Regions from separate parts of the Mus musculus genome. Here regions 1, 2 and 4 are each linked to region 3. Evidence: chromatin loops called from intact Hi-C (ENCODE). Cell type or tissue: gastrocnemius. All regions are shown on one strand.

What was found. Peaks named below come from ENCODE experiments on the same cell type or tissue, not always from the same donor. Only the 100,000 strongest peaks of a DNase experiment are listed, where the experiment ranks them.
Region 1: it touches region 3 in a loop (6-fold over the local background); 37 of 42 quality-filtered maps call a loop at or near these places.
Region 2: it touches region 3 in a loop (4-fold over the local background); 39 of 42 quality-filtered maps call a loop at or near these places.
Region 4: a loop joins it to region 3, with 3 times the contacts of the local background. A loop is called at or near these places in 10 of 42 quality-filtered maps.

The regions. Positions count from the first base shown.
Region 1 is chr19:8,841,919-8,846,918 of GRCm38, forward strand. It overlaps Bscl2 (Berardinelli-Seip congenital lipodystrophy 2 (seipin)), which reads left to right. Exons shown (of 12, transcript NM_001136064.3): 4 at 1,091-1,172; 5 at 3,253-3,396; 6 at 4,272-4,406; 7 at 4,548-4,645. Among named protein-coding and RNA genes, the nearest start is that of Gng3, 5.2 kb to the left of the region's middle. In gastrocnemius, a CTCF peak has its summit at 2,961 (motif pointing right); DNase peaks (open chromatin) are centred at 2,683 and 2,981; H3K27ac peaks cover 535 bases.
Region 2 is chr19:8,855,094-8,860,093 of GRCm38, forward strand. No RefSeq gene overlaps it. Among named protein-coding and RNA genes, the nearest start is that of Lrrn4cl, 6.8 kb to the left of the region's middle. In gastrocnemius, CTCF peaks have their summits at 2,813 (motif pointing right) and 4,116; DNase peaks (open chromatin) are centred at 2,804 and 4,098; H3K4me3 peaks cover 109 bases.
Region 3 is chr19:9,108,021-9,113,020 of GRCm38, forward strand. It overlaps Asrgl1 (asparaginase like 1), which reads right to left. Exons shown (of 7, transcript NM_025610.3): 7 at 3,699-5,000. The coding sequence ends at 4,980. Among named protein-coding and RNA genes, the nearest start is that of Gm41805, 11 kb to the left of the region's middle. In gastrocnemius, CTCF peaks have their summits at 719 (motif pointing left) and 2,428 (motif pointing left); DNase peaks (open chromatin) are centred at 1,655, 2,412 and 4,281; H3K4me3 peaks cover 363 bases; H3K27ac peaks cover 3,030 bases.
Region 4 is chr19:8,711,501-8,716,500 of GRCm38, forward strand. Slc3a2 (solute carrier family 3 (activators of dibasic and neutral amino acid transport), member 2) reads right to left here and starts at 2,397. Exons shown (of 9, transcript NM_008577.4): 1 at 1,842-2,397; 2 at 1,230-1,403; 3 at 334-428. The coding sequence starts at 2,247. In gastrocnemius, a CTCF peak has its summit at 1,893; DNase peaks (open chromatin) are centred at 1,551, 1,921, 2,349 and 3,671; H3K4me3 peaks cover 3,550 bases; H3K27ac peaks cover 3,939 bases.

The DNA of each region.
Region 1 (5,000 bases), 270 kb before region 3:
TGCACAGAGAAACCCTGTCTCGAAAAAAAAAAAAAATCACTTTTAGACCAAGTAGGGCTCAGCGTCTGTTCTGTTGAGGTTGCATGAAACCTTTGAGCCAATTCAACTGCCATGGCATCTAAGAATTACACTGGCTTTATTAACACGTGAGCTATTAGGAAATACCTCCTTTGCCTTTTAGTGTACTGCCACTCACCCCCAATGGTACATTCAGTAACCCAAGGCAGTCCTACTGCTAACCTAGCCTTCGAGTTCATATCCATTTTACTCACACTGCCAAAGTCTCTGTATGTCTCCCAGCAATGGCTATGAGACAAATTAACATATACAGAAAACGCTTTTATGATCATTGGTTTAAAACCTTTTTTTCCCCTGTCCCAAATCCCTAATCTTGTGTTGTCATTTCTAAGGTAGACCCATGTAAACACTTAGGGAACATGAATCCTTTTTTAATAATTATTTTTGTTTCATGTGCATTGGTGTTTTGCCTGCCCGTGTGGTTGTGTGAAGGTGTCAGATCCCCTGCAACTGGAGTTACAGGCGGTCGTGAGCTGCCACGTGGTTGCTGGGAATTGAACTCAGGTCCTCTGCAAGAGTAACCAGTGCTCTTGACCAATGGGCCATCTCTCCAGCCCCAAGGGAGCACGAGTCTTACATACATGGGGTATATGTATGTATACTGAGGTAGGAGCTGTGTACCATATACTATGTGCAGTTTTGCGTATAATTTATCTTTAAAAGACATATCCATAGGTCCTTTAGGATGAATTTCTTTTTCCAACCTAGTCCAGAACTGCTGAATCAGACTCTTTAGGAGAGGGACCCTAAAATCCACATGCCCTGAGATCTTCAAGGGAGCCTATAGAAACCCTGAGTGTCCTTCGGCTCCTCCCTATGGGTTCTGTTCTCATGAGGAAGAGAATGAAAGTCTTATTAGGATCTCCTGACTCTAGTGTCCACTTCTGTTCTCCATTTCCTGTAATGGGGAAAAGGGATGAGTGAGGGGAGGGGCCCTAGAGACTAGGTGTGTGAGCAGGTAGGCTGGGCAGGCTGGCACCTCACAAAGCATTGTTCATCCCTTCTCATTTAGGACAGACTGTGATTCCTCCACCGCCTCTCTCTGCTCTTTCCCTGTTGCCAATGTCTCACTGGCTAAGAGTGGACGTGATCGGGTGAGTATGAGAACTAGACAGAGGCTTTGATTGCTTGAGGAAGATGGGGAGAGCAGGGATTGAGCAACCGAGATTGAAGAGAAAGGCTCTGACGCAAACGGGTGGAAAAGAAAATCTGGAAGTTGGTCCCAGTCACTGTGATACATATCTGTAATGCCAGCACTAGGAGGAAAAAGACACAGGGAGATTATTCCAAATCTGATATCAGCTTGGGCTTCATAGCCAGACCCTATCTCTCTAGAGGCTCTGATAAAAAATAGAATTACAAGCTTAAAATGTCCCTTGATATCAAAAAATAAAACAAAAAAGGACTTTGAGAATTAATGTCATTTTTTATTAAATGAGGTTTTTCTAGTTGTCAGTCTTAACTTGAACATTTTTTTAAAGTGGTATTTAAGAAGAAACTGACTTTATAGTAGAATATCAGCTCTGGCACAGTGGCACACATCTATAATCACAATACTTAACATAGAAGGATGCTGCCCAGGCTGGCCTCGCACGCTGAGATCCACTTGCCTTTGCCTCCTAAGTGTGGCCATCACCACGCAAGGGAGGATATCTTGAGTTTAGGAGTTAAGAGCATCCTGAATAAGTTAGTTCAAGGCCTCTCATTAAAAAAAAAACAAAGGAGCTTGGGAGGTAGAGGCAGAAAGGCTAGCCTGGACTATTTAAAAAATAAAAAGTAGTTTACCTTAAAGTTATGGTCACTATGTCTCCGCCTCCTATGTGCTGGAGTTAAAGGTACGCCATGTACCAATCCAGACTGGAAGTGAGTAACCTCAGACGTGCTCGGCTTCCTAAGCGTTGGGATTGTTAGGAAGTGGGCACCACCGTGCCAGGCTTGGATTTCTTTTTTCTTTTTTTTTTTCTTACACACCAGAAGAGGGCTTGGGATCCCATTACAGATGGTTGTGAGTCACCATGTGATTGCTGGGAATTGAACTCAGGACCTCTGGAAGAGTAGTCAGTGCTCTTAACTGCTGAGCCATCTCTCCAGACCCTCTTAATAGGTTTATTAAGTTAAAATTTATATGAGATACAGTTTACCTCTTAAGGTATACAGTCGTCGTCATATCATTCGATGCATGTATTTGGGACAGAGTTTCACTATGTAGCCTTGGCTGGCCTGGAACTGGCCATTTCAACCAGGTTGGCCTTGAATCCACAGCTCTCCTCCTCCCTTTGGCCTCTTGTGTGCTGGGATTAAAACCATGCACTGCCGCCCCAGGCAGTTCTATTGTTTTTAATAAGTTCAGTGTTGCACGCATACTGATATAAATAGACAAACTTAATCTTTTTTTTAAATTAATAAGCACTCTGCCTTTAAAAATGAAGAAAGACCAGGATAACAAGATGATCTGCCACTGCAGTGATTGTGCAAGAGCTGACTAGGGAGGCAGAGCAGCACTTGCTTAATTAGCAAGTGAGGGCAGACTAGGCCCAGGGGGACAGCTCCGGCGGCACACAGGCCTGAATCACAGATGCCCCAGTTGGCAATGTGACTGTTCACTTTTGGAAAAGAAATGCAACAGGGCACTTCTCGTAAACATAGTAGTCCAAGACAGACCTAAGAGCTCACAGGGTGAATGTGGTGGTGCAAGCCTAAAATGTCAGCGCCAGAGGCTGAGGCAAGTGAAGTTCTATGAATTTGAGGCTTTGTAGTCAGTGCTTGGCTAGCCAGAGATATGTAGCAAGACCCACTTAAAACACAGGGTTCTCTACCTGACAACCCAACCCCTAGGCCCCAAATAAAATCAAACCAGCAAACAAAATAGAAGTCTGGAAAGCCAGGGTGTCCAGTGACCAGCAGGGGGCAGCATCAAATCATGATTAAACAATGAGAAGACCAAAGGGATTTTGTTGAGTTCTTAAGCAGAGACAGTACATTTTAAAAAAAAAAAAAATAGATTAAGACATACCAGGCACGGTGGCACATACCTTTAATCACAGCACTGGGGAGGCAGAGGCAAGCAGCTCTCTGAATTTGAGGCCAACCTGATCTACAGAGTGAGTTCCAGGCCAGTCTCAAAACACCACAATTTTTTTTTTTTTTTAACAAGATGTGTGTTACCTTGGGCAGGTACTGATGTATGGACAGCCATATCGAGTCACCTTAGAGCTTGAACTGCCCGAATCCCCTGTGAATCAAGACTTGGGCATGTTCTTAGTCACTGTTTCATGTTATACCAGAGGTGGCCGAATCATCTCCACTTCTTCACGCTCAGTAAGTGTTTATGGACAATACTGGAATGTTTGAACAATGATGGGAGAATCAGAATATCGGGCTAGTGTTTCAAAAGAAGACCTCCTTGGCTCTGAGATCAGGCCTAAACCAGATAAGTGAAGAAGCTGTTTAATAAGCTTAACATTTGCCAAACACTGGTATCCTATGGTGTGCCCAAATTCAGGGTAAATAATACAGGTATCCTTTTTTAAATTATTCATTTATTGTATGTATGTAAGTACACTGTCGCTGTCTTCAGACACACAAGAAGAGTGCATCAGATCCCATTACAGATGGTTGTGAGCCACCATGTGGTTGAACTCAGGACCTCTGGAAGAGCAGTCAGTGCTCTTAACCACTGAGCCATCTCCCCAGCCCAATACAGCTGTTCTTAAAACAAGCAGACACCAGAAACATACCAGCTTTGAGATAACTGACTTAATTGCTAGAGTTTTAGAGTAACTTCTTCCTAACAAGACTAGGAAGAAATGCTGGGTTCTTACTAGCATGTGTTGAACACTCATTCAACACTGAGCCCCATTGGTAAACTGTCAACAGAGTCACCACATTTGAGGAAAGCTTTAGGTGGGATGCTGGGACACAGATCCCAGCCCAGAAGGCAGACCACGTGCAAGCAGACTGCTTACCTCAGGGAGGTAATTTTTGAGAGGGGCTTTCTCTGTGTTGGAATTAGGAAATGGGGTCAGGAAGTAGGGAGTGTTACTAGAACAGGTGGAAAGGTTGGGTAGGTGGTGACTGGAAGTTAGAGAGAGAAAGTGAAGGAGCAGGGAGCCTGGAATGAGCGAGCGAGCGTGTTGCTTAGCATGGGCAGATGGACCCAGCGCCTGTCCCCAATCTGTCCTCTCGGCCGTCAGGTGATGCTGCATTACCGCTCGCAGCTGCTCCAGGTGCTCGACACGCTGCTGTTCTCCAGCCTCCTGCTGTTTGGCTTCGCTGAACAGAAGCAGCTCCTGGAAGTAGAACTCTACTCTGACTATAGGGAGAATTCGGTAAGTGGCTGACAGAGTTAGGAGACAACTCTTCAACGAGCCCAAGATTGTACCTGAGAAGCCCATGGACAGTCAACTGCAAGAGCCACAGACTGGAAGTAGACCTCATACTGACTCTGCTCTCACCTTGCACCCTCGCAGTATGTGCCAACAACTGGAGCAATTATTGAGATCCACAGCAAGCGCATCCAGATGTATGGAGCCTACCTCCGGATCCATGCCCACTTCACTGGGCTCAGGTAAAAAAGCCACGGAAGGAAACATCGACAGCTTTCCTATACCCTGCCCTAAAATGAAGAGAGTTCCAGGCAGAGGTGACCAGTAACAATCACATCATATTTTACAAAGGCCAGAGGTGGTTCTCCCTGGCTTCACTGTGCTTGTCACCTTTCAAGAGAGCTTCTTAAAAATGCCATGTGAAGGGGGCTTGGAGAGATGGCTCAGGGTTTAAGAGCACCCACAAGGTTAGTTCCAGGAGATCTCATTTATTCTTCTGGGGACACCAGGCATCCATGTGATATGTGTACGTACATCCAGGCAAATACTCAGACATATACAGATGTGAATATCCTGTAGGAGATGACAGACCCCTTC
Region 2 (5,000 bases), 250 kb before region 3:
AGCAACCAGCTATGATTTTTCTTGTGCTCTGGCAGCACATAATTCTGGGGACTTTTGATAGGGTATAAAAATGCCAGAGCCCCAAGAGGTTGCAGGGGCTGCTGCAGCAGGCTGATTCCTACTGTTGCTTTTGCTGTTTGCTGGATTGCTGGTTGGAGATATCCTGAAGATTGGACTTGTCCCAAGGAACTTGATGCTAATAATCAGCAGGAAGTAGTCTAAAGAGATTTATGCCTCTAGGCTGGAGAAATGGCTCAGCGGTTAAGAGCACTGACTGCTCTTCCAGAGGTCCTGAGTTCAATTCCCAGCAACCACATGGTAGCTCACAACCATCTGTAATGGGATCTGACACCCTCTTTTGGTGTGTCTGAAGACAGCAACAGTGTACTTGTATACAATAAATAAATAAATAAATAAATAAATAAATCTTTTTTTAAAAAAGAGAGCGATTTATGCCTCCTTTTCCCTTTAACCTTTCTTGTCTACCTAGTGTTGGGTTGAAAGGGATTGGGGTGGAATAAGAGTGGTAGATAAAAGAACCCATGGTAGCCAAAAAGTATAGTTATGGTAATAAGTGGCGCCAAATGGGCACTAGGCAGAATGGGAAACATGATTTTCCCTCCCCCACTACTTTGCTCCCAGAGAGGATTTTCTATTTCTTCTTCCTCTTCTTCTTCCTTCTCTTCCTCTTCCTCCTCCTCCTCCTCCTTCTTCATGTCCTGTCTCAAAGCTCAACAAAGGTTGAGAGAATGAATGACTGAGCAGTTTGAAAAGTTGTGAATGGTCTATCGAAAAACAAAACAAAACAAAACAAAACAAAACAAAAAAGTTGTGAATGGAAATGAAGGAATAAAAATGATAAAATGGGAAACCAGAAAAGTCTATTCTCTCATTTCTGAAAGGGTTACAGAAGTGACCATGCAACTGGAGAGGTTTCAGGTAGAGGTAGAAGCACTTGGGCAGAGAGTAGTGCCAGAAAAAGTATAAATAAAAGGTTCAGATCTGGCGACTGAGAGTGGGAGCTTCAGGCTGATTTGAGAGAAAGGGTTATCCTTGAGCCAAATGTGCTGCCAGAGGAGGGAGGGGCCTGGGATTACAAAGTCACCATCAGTTTTCCCAGTACATTGTACAGCACAGGACTGCTAATGGTGCTGATCATGATGAGATAATGTGGCATCCTATAGAAAAGATAGATCTGAGGTATTTTAAAGAAGCTCTTATTTCCAATGGAATGCATTCTCATTACGTAAAATGAATATTAAGTAACTGGGCTAACCAAAATAGAATTATTTCCCAATATTGGAAGGAATTGGTGATAGCTGTGCTAGAGACTGGTCAGCGGTTACAATGGTTAACTTGGTGGAGGGAGGAAGCCAGGAATACTGAATACCATAGAGCAAGAGGAGTGAATATCACTAAAGATCAACTGCTAGGTGAAGGACAGTATTCTGACCTAAAGAACAGATTCAGTTTGACATTGTTCTAGCATAATGTCGCTAGATGGCTATAAGAGCTTGGGGTGAAGATGAGGAGCCTGGGAAAAGGTTCACCTCATTCACTAAGATTCTCCAAGGCTCTGAGGAAGCCTTCACAGCGTTCTTACAAAGATTGGTCTCAGCTGTAAACAAAGCCATATCAGACCCTGATGTGAGACAGTGCCAATGGATGAGTGGATAAGAGACCCAACTGATCATGTCTCTGTTTACAATTTCTCACTAAGCACAGTACAATTAATGGCATAAAACAGAAGGGGCAATGCAGTGAGAATTTTGGTTTCTTTAAAAGCACAGTTATGGGAGGCAGAGGCAGGCAGATTACTGAGTTCGAGGCCAGCCTGGTCTACAGAGTAAGTTCCAGGACAGCCAGGGCTACACAGAGAAACCTGGTCTCGAAAAACAAAAAAATTAATAAATAAATAAATTGATTAATTAATTAAAAACACAGTTATGTTATTGGAATGTGTTTCTGTTTTAACCCCAGGTGTGGGATATGGGACTGCTTCAGATATGGAAGGAAGTCTGAGGGGTTAGTGATTAAACTACAAAATTGTCTACCAATGGCTTCTGATGTGGTCACTAAATATGGCAGTCAAATAATGGAAGACCGGCCACGCAGCGGTGGTGCACGCCTTTAACTCCAGCACTTGGGAGGCAGAGGTTGGTGGATCTTGGGTTTTGAGGCCAGTGTGGTCTACAAAGCAAGTTCCAAAAACAGTCAGAGCTACACAGAAACTCTGGGGTTTTGTTGTTTTGATGCTATTATTTTATTTTAATTAATTAATTAATTAATTAATTAATTAATTTTTGGGTTTTTCGAGACAGGGTTTCTCTGTGTAGCCCTGACTGTCCTGGAACTCACTCTGTAGACCAGGCTGGCCTGGAACTCAGAAATCCACCTGCCTCTGCCTCCGGAGTGCTGGGATCAAAGGCGTGCACCACCACGCCTGGCTGATGTTTTTATTTTTTTTAATTATTTATTTAATATATATGGATATTTTGCCTGCCTCTATGCCTATGTGCCATGTAGGTGCTTGGTTCCAGAGGAGGCCAGAAGAAGGCATTGGACACCCTGGGACTAGAGTTACAGGTAGTCCTGAGCAACCATGTGGGTGCTGGAAATTCAATCCTGGTCCTCTGGAAGAACCGCCAATCTTCTTAACTACTGAGCCATTTCTCCAGACCTTTTGACCCTAAAGTTTATCTGGAAGAAATTATTTTACATATTTTGAAGCTTCTAATTCTCTTAGTCAGCAAAACGAAGTATTCCAAATACACAAATGTGTCCCACGTGAGCACACACTCTCTCCTGCAGAGGGAGCCACTGACCGCAGAGGATAGGCAGTAAGTACTATAGGGATCATGCTGGGATTTACCAGAATTTAGTATTTTCCTACTTTTTGAGAGATTCTGTTTCCTTTTTTTTTAAGCATAATTTATAATTGATTTATATTATTATTTTTTGACAGGTTCTTTTTACATAGTCCTGACTCTCCTGGAATGTGAGGCTGGTTTCAAACTCACAGACATTCTCCTGTCTCTGCCTCCCAAATGCTAAGATTAGAGTCATGTGTGACCATGCCTGGCCCAGTATAATTAATTTTTAAATAAAATGAAGCTTAATATATATACAACCAAAACCATTTGTTTGGTTGGTTGGTTGGATTTTTATTTATTTGTTTTTGTTTTTGTTTTCTTGAGATAGGGTTTCTATGTTGCCTTGGCTGCCCTGGAACTTGCTGTGTAGTCCAGGCTGGCCTCAAACTCAGAGATCCACCTGCCTCTGCAGTCTGAGTGCAGGGATTAAAGACTCACACCACCACTACCACCTGGTATCCAAAACCTTTCTTTTTTTTTGTTTTTGTTTTTGTTTTTGTTTTTGTTTTTTTGTTTTCTGAGACAGGGTTTCTCTGTATAGCCCTGGCTGTCCTGGAACTCACTCTGTAGGCCAGGCTGGCCTGGAACTCAGAAATCCACCTGCCCCTGCCTCCCAAGTGCTGGGATAAAAGGCATGCGCCACTATTGCCTGGCTTCCAAAACCTTTCTAATGAAGTTTGGAGAATTACTGTGAGAAATTGTGATTTCTCAGTAAATGCAATAAAGATTTTAGCAAATTCCAAAATAAATAAATAAATAAATAAATAAATAAATAAATAGCTGGAGAAATGCCACTTCCGCTAAGAGCTCTTGCAAACATGGCAGCTAACAGCCTTCTCTAACTCCATTCCAGGGAATCCATCCCCAGCTCTGGCCTTCACAGACAATGCACACACATGGTGCACAGACATACACTCAAGCAAAACACCCACACTAGTAAAATAAAAATAAATCTAAGCTAGGTATGGTGATTCGGGTCTTTAATTCCAGTACCCAAGAGGCAGAGGCAGGGAGGATTTCTATGATGTTGTTAGGTTAAGGTCAGCCTGGTAAAGAGAATGAGTTCCAGGGCTATGTAGAGAGAGACCCTGTCTCCAAACAAACAACAACAAAACCACCCATACACAAAAAATAAAAAGCAAATCAGGCTGCTGGAGAGGTGGCTCAGAGGTTAGGAGCACTGACTGCTGTTCCAGAGGTCCTGAGTTCAATTCTCAGCAACCACATGGTGGCGCATAACCATCTGTAATGAGATCTGGTGCCTTCTTCTAACTATAGAGACATACATGCAGGCAGAACACTGTATACATAAGGCTAGAGAGATGGTTCAGATGCTAAAGGCCAGGCTCACACCAAATAGGCAAGAATTTGGTTCTTGGTACCCACAGCTATCTCTCCAGCTAACTTTGAAAAATTAAGTAGGGGCCAGAGAGATGGCTCAGGAGTTCAGGGCACGATTGACCCCTCCAAAGAACTACATGGTGACTCACAACCATCTGTAACTACAGTTCCAAGGATACATAACCCTCTTCTTGCCCCGATGGGAAACAGGCACTAAATGGTTCGCAGACAGACATGGAGGTGAAACACCCATATACATAAAATAAAAATATGTCTACAAATAAAATAAAACAGGCTGGAGAGGTGGCCCAACAGTTAAGAGCACTGACTGCTCTTCCAGTAGGTCCTGAGTTCAATTCCCAGCACCAACATGGTGGCTCAAAACCATCTATAATAGTGTGTCTGAAGACAGCTACAGTGTACTCATATACATTAAATAAATAAATAAATAAATAAATAAATAAATAAGTCTTTTTAAAAAATACAGTGCCAGGCACAATAGATCATATTTGTAATCTCAACACTAAGGAGGCAGAGACAGGTGGACCCCTGGAGTTCAGTGACAAGCCAGGCTTAATTAACAAAGTTCAGGTCAATGAGATAACCTGTTTCCTGAGTCAAGTTTGACTGCTAGTCTTCACATGTCCCTCTCACACATCCACACAAATACAAACACATACATGCACACACACCTTCCTATGGATGTGAACACATACCCGCAGCAAGCATATACTTACGTGCACACACACACATGCACAAGGATGTACACACAAGTGTTTAAAAATC
Region 3 (5,000 bases):
TTCTCTTGCAGAAAATCTGGGTTCAGTTTCCAGGGCCCCTCCAAAATGGTGTAACTAAAATTCTTTTCTGACTCATGTGGGCAGCAGGCACATGTGATGTGAATACATACACACTTGCAAACCATTCAAACACATACAAGTTTTAAAAAGTTACACACACACACACACACACACACACACACACTTTAGCATGTCTGGTCTCATTTTGGGAGAACTGTAGGATAAGTGTGTAGGTCGATGCTGAGGACCCTTCCCTATTACTTTCCATCTTGATTTTTGAGGCAGGGTCTCTCATTGAACACAGAGATTGACATTTTGGCTAGACTGGTTGCCAGAGGCCCTTGGGACCTTTTTTGTTTCTGCTTCCCAGGTTTGGCATTACATGTCTGTAACACAACCCATGGATTTTTTTTACACAGGTGCCGGAGAGATAAGAACTCAGGACTTCTTGCTTGAACATCAAGCTTTTCCCCTCTGAGCCATTTTTCAAGCAGCTACTTTGTTGCAGGTCATTTTTCTCTTAAAAATACTTAATGAAAGACTGCTGACCTTTGAGAATCCAGGACCTGTCCCCTTCTGGCATGTAGGTATACATGCAGACAGAGCACTCCTTATATTAAAAGAAAAATAATTAAAAATCCTTCCAGAGGTCCTGAGTTCAATTCTCAGCAACCAGATAGTGGTGGCCTATGACCATCTATAAAGGGAGCCGATGCCCTCTTCTGGCATGTAGATATGCAGGCAGACAGATCACCCTGCATAAAAAAAAAGCATTGGGGACCTGCCCTAGGTACTAAGTGGTGACTATTGAGCCTTCTAGGATGAGAAGACTCAAACTATTGTTTTTATTTGACAGGGTCTCATATAGCCCAGGCTGGCCTCAAACTCCTTATATGGCTGAGGTCACCCCTGAAACTCCAGAGCCTCCTGCTTTACCAAGTGCTGGGAATATAGCTGTGTGTCATTGTACCTGCCTCCAACCTCTTTTCTTCTTGGCACCAAATTATAACCTCAGAACCCAAGTTCCTGAGTTCTGTATAGAATCTACAAAGTGCCGGTAAGAGCATAGTAGATGTTAAATCTGAGATGATGTTAAGTTCTCATCCACACTTGTTTTATTTATCAATCTAATCATGTTACTTTCTAGACTCTGTACAGAAGTCAGGAGCTTTGGTTCTGAAAACCCAATTTCATTTTAATATTGGGTTGATGAAAAGCAGAATTTGAAGGATAAAGTTATTAGGATATGTTGGTTTTCCCAACCTCTGACCCAGAATGCTTTTGGGCTGCCCCTAGATCTGGATGACATCTGGCTGGGGGCCACAGGACTTGTGAATGGGGAAGTTGACATAAACACATTTAACATGCCCCGAGGGACTCTCTTTAGCTCCACACTCCCACCCCTGCCAAAGGTCTGGATGCCTGAGTTTTCTTTTCACATTTCTGACTCCTTGGGACACAGAACTCACTATGGCTCAACTCTCCCTGGATGTCTGAATGTGGCATTTAAGCTGTGGAAGGAGTCACACAAATGACACCCATAAACCACACCCACCTGTCCCAGTCCTGTTGATGGCCCAAACATCCTCCCTGCTCCATTCCTGACCTGGGTTGCCTCTGATTTCTGCTGGCCCTCACTCCTCTCAGGGAGCAGGACACCTGTGGTTTGTGGGGGTAGCTCCCTGTTGCCCCAGAATAGCTACAGAATCTAAACACTGTGAGGATTTTGTGCAATGTTGACAGACGGGAGGTCTGGGAGGGGTAACCCCATCCAGCCTCCCTCACCCTCCATCTCTGATGACAGGGATGCATACCCCACTTTCCCCGCTGTGACAAGGAGCAAGTCAGAGAGTTTATTTATTTATTTATTTATTTATTTTTTGTTTTGTTTTGTTTTGTTTTTTGTTTTCCCGAGACAGGGTTTCTCTGTGCAGTCCTGGCTGTCCTGGAACTCACTCTGTAGACCAGGCTGGCCTTGAACCCAGAAATTCACCTGCCTCTGCCTCCCAAGTGCAGAGAGCTTATTTGAAAACACAAATTAAACCATTTTCTGAGCAGCAGCTACAAGGTAGAGGCCCTCTCTTACCTGGGAGAGGGCTGGCTTCCATGTCTCTTGTTGTACAGTTGCCTAGGTTCTCGTCTTTTGGTTCTAATTATCCTACCATTTTGGCTTGTAGTGACCAAATGGCAATTTACCTGTCTTTGTAGCTGAAAGATATGACTAAAGGCAGGGGCCAGGACAGTTTGACCCTTGAACCCTGATGACCAGTAGCAGGCCTGGGTATTGTACAGCTCTGCTTTAAAATAAATTGTAGTGTTGGGTGGAAAGGAGGGTTGTGATGAGGAACCCTGTCAGTTTCAGATGCTGTATAGGCCAGACTCCTCTTGGGTGCCTATAAGCTGCCTATATATTGTAGTTTGCTGCCCTCTTGTGGTGTAGAGGTGCTCATACAACTGGTGGTCATTTTTTCTTGGACAGTTATTTGCTAGTTAGTAACACATGAGATAATAACGAGAACTATTTGTGGTCTCAATGGTGGTCTTCCATTTCTAGTGAAATACTTATGGATTTCACTAGAAAACACACACTGGGATTTTACAAAGGGGTGGACCATCAGGTACCCCAGGACCACGCTGCTCAGTCCAAGAAGTCAGAGCAGAGTACCTACAGGTCTGCTAACCAGGGCTACCTCTCTTGTGCATGGTAAAATGGACAACTTCAAGATAAGACCTTCCACTTGCTTCTCTGCTCCCATCCCCTTTCCCTCCGAATATCTAGGGACTGTTATTTTCTCCAAAGGGTCTCTTCTCTCTTCAGCCCTACCATGGCTGCTGCTTCGTCTACTCTTACCTTCTCTGGTTCACAGGGCAGATCTCAAGCCTCTTCCTCAGTAACTCAGAATATGACTACATTTGGGGACAGGATCACCAAAGGAGGAATGAACTTAAAATAAGGATGCCGTGGGGCTGGGGAAATCCAAATTCATGTGAGTACAAGAGGAGGGCTCTTTGTGTTCTAAAAACCTCTCACCAGGCAGGATGGTGCATGTCTATAGGCCTACAATCTCAGCACTTAGGAGGCTGAGGCTGAAGGATTGAGAAGTTAAAGGTCAGATTGTGCTATACAGAAAGATTCCATTACAAACAAAACAAAACAAAAAACAAAAACCCTAACAAAGCAACAATATTCTCCAAAGCCCCCACCAACCAACCAACCAACCAACCAACCAACCAACCAACCAACCAACAAACCAGTCAAAGAACCAGAAACAAGCAAAACCCCCATTTGTTGATGTTGGATTTCCAGTGTCTAGAACTGAGAGAACATATTTCTGAAAATTAAGTCACCCAGCCTGAAGCATCTTACTGGGGCAGCGCTAGCAAGCAAGCAAGCAAGCAAGCAAGCAAGCAAGCAAGCAAACAAACAAACAAACACACCTCTTAACAATATGCTTTCCGAGAATCAGCAGCTGCGGCATACGAGGCTTTCAAGTTTCTAAATGCATAATTGTTCTCACACTGGGGACTGGTTATCATTTTTGAATTTGTCCAGAGGATCCTTATGATACCCTAAGTTTTTCTTCACTTTCATTTAATCTTCAGAGTTCTAGAGGGTTTTCATAGATGAGAAATTCTCCAAAGCTAATGTTCCCAGGATCCTCTGGGAAGTGAGGAGAGGCAGCTTCAAGCTCAGTTCTCAGACTCCTCAGCACTCTCTTTAATGCAGGGCAGATACAGGCTCACAAGAGGGTCTGGGGTCAGGACACACTATGAACTTGAGCAACGTGTTGGGAGACAGCCATGAGTCTGGCTGAGACTTGGAAATGCCTTAACACACTCAGAGAAAGTTCAATGCTCTAAAACACTCCCTACTAAACTCCACGAGGCAGGATATACTGCCACACTTACATTTCTGCAAAAGGTCCTCTCAACTATTATATCTGCCTGCGCTAAAGGACCAAGAAGGGAGCTTGTATCTGTTCTGGTCTTGGTCAAAGTGACACCTAACCACACTCTTTTCTTTCAAAAAATAAATTTTATTAGTGGCACGTTAAAGGTAATCAGTTTCTTCCCAGAGAGAAGGGGATCCCTGCTAGACTAAGAAGCTGAGCAGACACATCACGGCAGACATGCCATTTCCTGAGTGCTGACAGGTGCACAGAGTGCTCTCCACCGAGGAGACTGCTTTCTGCGTCATGCTCACCACCCTGAACATTTGATTCACTGCGCTTGGGACTGTCCTAAAGCGCTGGCAGCTACTCCTTAGTGACTCACGGTGTCATCTCTCCAGCCATCTGCCACCCCCGCTGTTGGAGAGGCTGGAAATGTCATGTGCCCTATCAAGCCCCAATGAGGACAACTGGGGCTGGTTCAGGTGGGGCTGGCTTTTGGGAGCCAAGAAAAATCCCAGACATTAAGAAACTCCAATAGTCTACAGCTCGGGCAGCAAGGGAGACTCTTCAAGTGCCCAGATATGTGTTGGAGAAGTTTGAGCTTTTTGGATAAAGATCCACTCCCCCCTCACAGACAAAGAGAACCTTCTTGAACATCTTGTCCAGTGTTCCTGTGACTAAGAATGAACTCTGTAACATTTTGAGCTTCACCTGGACCTGGGTCTTTCTTACACTTTTTTTTTTCAGTCCTTCTTCCCACACTCCCCTAGCCTAGCCTCTGCAAAGTGCCATTCTCCCAATCCAAATGGCACTTCTATAGCTCAGAGGCAGTTCCGTGGGTCAAAATCTAACACCTCCTTTCTAGCCTTACATGATGGAGATGTAGGCTCCTCAAGGCTTCCATTTTCCCTGGTCTTAATACAGGCAGGCATCTCTCATCGCTTCAGAACCCGACCCTCAACCAAGCATTCATTGATTTACTGATCAAGGCAACAAAAGGAGGGACAGACTGCGTAAGTTTTCCATGTCTACATCTAATTGATTAAGTTAGGTCTTCACACCAGGTAGCTCAGCTTCACGTCCAGGCTAGCAAGGTAGGTCCCTTGT
Region 4 (5,000 bases), 400 kb before region 3:
ACTGGGAAACCAGTCAGGTCAGGGTTCCCACAGAGAAAGAAAAGACTTCCTATCACAAAAAGAAAAATTAAACTTCCAGTTCCAGACTGACATCTGAGAAATTCCCTTCCTGGCACAGCCTCACTTCTAGAGTAAAGGAAACACATACACACACACACACACACACAAAGCAGTCAGAACAGAAACAAGAAGAACACCGTGCACCTGGGCCTATCCCTCCGGCTATGGGAAGAGGTATTCCTGCTTGGGAGAACCACACAGTGCACAGGAGGCTTGCTGTGAATAAATCCACACAGCACCAACATCTGTATGCTGTCGGCCATAAAACCTCACCTTCATTTTGGTGGCTACAATGTCAGCCTGAGCAGGGAGGAACCACGCATTCTGGCCCTGGTAGTTGGGAGTGAGGTCCAAAATGATGTGAATGCCTAGAAAAATAACGAGTTGAGAGAACTCCTTTGGGGAAGAAGAGGAAACAAGGAACTTGAACACAGGTTACTAGGTGAACCTACATACGGTTTGCACAGAATCTGAAGGAAACCCACAAAAGCCCTCAGGTGGTTTTATACTAGAGCAGTTCCTCCTCCGCCCACACACACACACACACACAAGTTTCCATACTGAGGTTTTGGTTTCTTTCTTATTTTCCCCTCCCATGAAGTCAGGGTTCTGTGTATGTGGGCGGGCTGCCTGAGGATAAATAAGCCCCTACATCTCCTTCCCAAGTGTGGGGTTATAGGCACATGCTGCTTGTGTTGTGCTGAGGAATCAAACTCAGGTCTTCATGGATCCTAGACAAGCACTCTTACAAACTGAGCTACGTTGTCAGCCCTCTATAGTGAACTCTAAAGCAGCATTTGAATCTCTTCTATATATAGGATCTACTTTATACATTTAAAAGCCATTTATTTTATCGAGCCATGGTGACACACTTAAGTCTAGCACTCGGGACCAGGGGAGCTCTGTAAACTCTCATCCGGCCTGGTCATGGTAGTCAGGTACAGGCCAACCAATTACATGGTGAGACCCTACCTGAGAACCAAAACCAAAATAAATACATAAAAATTACGCTCACGCATGAAGCACATTTTTTAGTGTAAATCATAACATATTCCCCCTTGTGCCTGACACAAAAAAACTGAGCCAGTTAGGAGAAAAATCAGACAAAAACTCTATCCTGTTTCTGGGCCAGAATGCCAAACCCTTTCTAGTTCCTTAGAAAGACCTACTCTTTTTCTTGGCACTTTGTAGAAGGTCTTTAAAATCTTCCTGGGAGCCCAAAGTGGGATTAATCTGTTTCAGGTCGGTTTCATTGATTTCATCCTTCTGGTTCTTGTGAATTGGGCCTAACACCAGGCCCTTCACCTTCAGGGTGCTCAAGTACTCCAGATGGCTCTTCAGACCTAGGAGGAGAGGGTTGGGTTAACCAATAGGGCATGAAAAGCCTCCAGCCTCCACATTCTCTCCACCACTTCCCGACTCCCTCTGACGCGGGTTGGATCATGAGACAAAGTAGCTGACGCAAGGAGTCTCACACATTACTTCAGAAACTGGTTTGAACTGGCTCAGGGCCGCGTGGTTGGGGGAGGGGAGAGGAGAAAGATGATGTGCTGAGTCAGGCACCCTTAGGAAGAAGTAGGGGTCCGGCTAGCGTTTTTTTTTTTTTTTTTTTAAAGAAAGGGGGGGGGATTTTTGCCAGGGAGTCGTCCCAAAAAAAATAGGTTGCAGTAAAGAATCACCAGCGTTCTAGAGAAGACGAGGAGGAAGGAAAAAAGCAGCAGAATGCCCGATTAAACGAGGGATTCATGGGGGCAAGGGATGAGGGTGCACACCCTACTCACCAGCTATGCCTCCCGCATCCCGGCCTACAAAGGCCTGAAGGTCGCCGATGCGGTAGAGGGCGCCCTTGTGCCACCACCTCTGTACAGGCAGCTCACGGCAGCGCGGCGCCCGAACGATGATAACCACGGCGCCCGCCAGCATGCCCAGCCAACCGAGCCAGAAGAGCAGCAGCAGCGCCCAGCGGGTGCGCACCCAGCCAGGGCTGCCCGCTACCTTCAGTAGCTCCTCCTTGGATAAGCCGGTGAACTTGACCCCGGCCTCCGTCTCGTCCTCCGCCACCTTGATCTTCACCAGACCGTTCTTCTCCCCGGCCGCCGCCCCGTCCGCTGCATTCATGGGCTGCTTCTCCGGTTCTAGCTCGTTCAGCTCCACATCTTTCATGTCCACTTCGGTGTCCTGGCTCATGGTGCCTGCAGAAACGGTGACACGACACGGCCTGTAGTCAGTGAGGCAGCTCTAATCCTGCCTGGATCCCCGTTCAGAGAGGCGTCCCGTGGCCGTGAGGCTAGCAGAGCTTCCTAACTGCTTCTGCCGCTGGGCGGGTGTGGCGGCGGGGAAGTGACCCAGGACTCCGCCCCGGTCCGCCTCTTAAAGAGATGCAGAGAAGTCTTTTCGCACCTCCAGCCTCGCTGAATACTCCCGTCTATCCCTAACGCTTATTCCTGCAAGAGTCTGGGAAGGGGAGCTTGTGGTCAGAAACCCTTAGAATAACAAACGTGAATTTGTCTTGACCAGGTTTCAAAGCCCCTCCTCCGACCTTCCGGCCCCTTACCCTGCGAGGCCTCTTTTCTCTCCACAAGATGACACCAGTCTCCATCCACATCGTGATCCCTTCGCCCCAAGCACGGCTCAGGCTGATCTCCCCAACTTCACACAGACCTTGGCACTACATCTCACTTCTGCTTTACGTACATCTTCTCATACTCCGGACTTAGCTGAGTTCCTGGATTCTCCTCGGGGCTTACACGTACTCACCTTTCAAGACTCCTTGAATTTAATTCCTCAGGCAGCAACTATTTACTGGGCACCCACTCCAATCCTTTGCTTCATCAACTGCATAGGATCAACTCTAATCCGTTCTTCTTGATTTTAAAATTCAACTGCAGAATTGAAGTGGTCACTACCCTTATTATCTTACCCTAGTTACTAGCAAGAATGTTGGATTACTGGGAATCAGGCATCCAGAAGAGATTAATGGGGCTGTAATAAACATTCCGAAGGTATTGAGGCACCTACCCTTTTAATATACAAGCTGTTCTAACTCTTTTTTTCTTTTTTTTTTAACTATTTACTATTTTTTAACTATTTACTCACTTATTATATGTGACTACACTGTAGCTGTCTTCAGATGCACCAGAAGAACTATTTACTCACTTATTATATGTGACTACACTGTAGCTGTCTTCAGATGTACCAGAAGAGGGCGTCAGAACTCGTTACAGATGGTTGTGAGCCACCATGTGGTTCCTGGGAATTGAACTCGGGACCTTTGAAAGAGCAGTGAGTGCTCTTAACTGCTGAGCCATCTCTCCAGCCCCTGTTCTAACTCTTAACCACCTTGCAATAACTCTCAAACCCTCTAGTGTGCCGGGCTACATCAGTTGACTATGCTAGGCCCTGGAACCAGCTTAGTTCCCTCACACTTTGAAAGTTTCTCAAATTCCCCCGGCAGAGGTCCTTGGCAAGAGGAAGGGTAAATGGGGCAGACTGGGTTAGCAGCAGGGACAAGTGAAAAGTGAACATCAACTCTAGGAGGTGCCAACAATTTCAGGAACTTTGTGTTCCAATTAGGTTATTTTCAGAGAGAATCGGAAGGAAACAACAGGTCCTTTCTCCCTCTCCCCACGTAGGCCGGCAGCCAAGATTGCTATGTATTTGGAAGAAAGCAGAAGCCAAGGCCAGAACAGTAGAGAGGAAGGGATATGAAAAGTCTCATCACCTGCCACTGTCCTTTTGAATTCCCAAAGTCCTCCCCGGCCTCACTAGAGAAAAGTCTATACACCAGCTCCTAGGAAGAGGGAAGAGGCTAAGGGTCATGCTAGTGTTCATAGTTGATAAGAGTCCTACCTTGCCCTGGGCATGACAGATAAGAAAAGTCCAATGCAGAGTTTATACACAGCGTGAAAGCTCAAGGTTTGTGGACTGTGAAGCAGAAGCACTCCTTGAAAGGGTTTGATGAAATGCTCATTAGAAACATGGTGTTTCAATCAACCAAACTGAAAACAAGATGGATCAAACCAACCAGATGTTCATCTGGAGCCGGGCGTGGTGGCGCACACCTTTGATCCCAGCACTCGGGAGGCAGAGGCAGGTGGATCTCTGAGTTCGAGGCCAGCCTGGTCTACAGAGTGAGTTCCAGGACAGCCATGGCTACACAGAGAAACCCTGTCTCAAAAAACCAAACCAAAGGGCTGGTGAGATGGCTCAGTGGGTAAGAGCACCCTACTGCTCTTCTGAAGGTCCGGAGTTCAAATCCCAGCAACCACATGGTGGCTCACAACCATCCATTAACGAGAGCGTCTGAAGACAGCTACAGTGTACTTACATATAATGAATAAATAAATCTTTAAAAAAAAAAAGACCAAAAAGAGAAAAAAGATGTTCCTCTGGTGAAGGTGCCTAGCCAGCAAACCTGAGCTCACTCCTCAGTGATCAGTGAAGATCAGTGAAAGGAGAACTGATTCCCAGGAGCTGTCTTCTGCCCTCCACACATGCGCACTGCCCTCCACACATGCGCACTGCCCTCCACAAAGTAAGTAAAATTTAAGGTAACACAGTATCTCCCCGCCCCCACCTCCAAGTGGCAGAAATCTATTCCTAAGCATCTTAGAGAGGAGACGTGAGCTCCCATCAGTCTTTTCAGCAGCACCCTTCCTAATCACTACTGTTCAGCCACAGCAGCTTTCTAGCACCTGCCAGAGTCACGACACACAGGGTGTTTCCATTCTTAATGCCTCCTGTGCATGCTGTCCTGCTGTTTGGATCTTCCTGCTAAGTTACTCTTCCTCCTTCAAGCTCTGACTCAAGTGACAGCATCTCTCAATGCTCTACGTAGATTGCTTTCCCTTACCAGGGATAGAACACAATAACTAACACAGTTGACTATATAAACTTAAAGGACTGACGATGCAGTTCAGAAGACCGGTGCTTTCCTACCA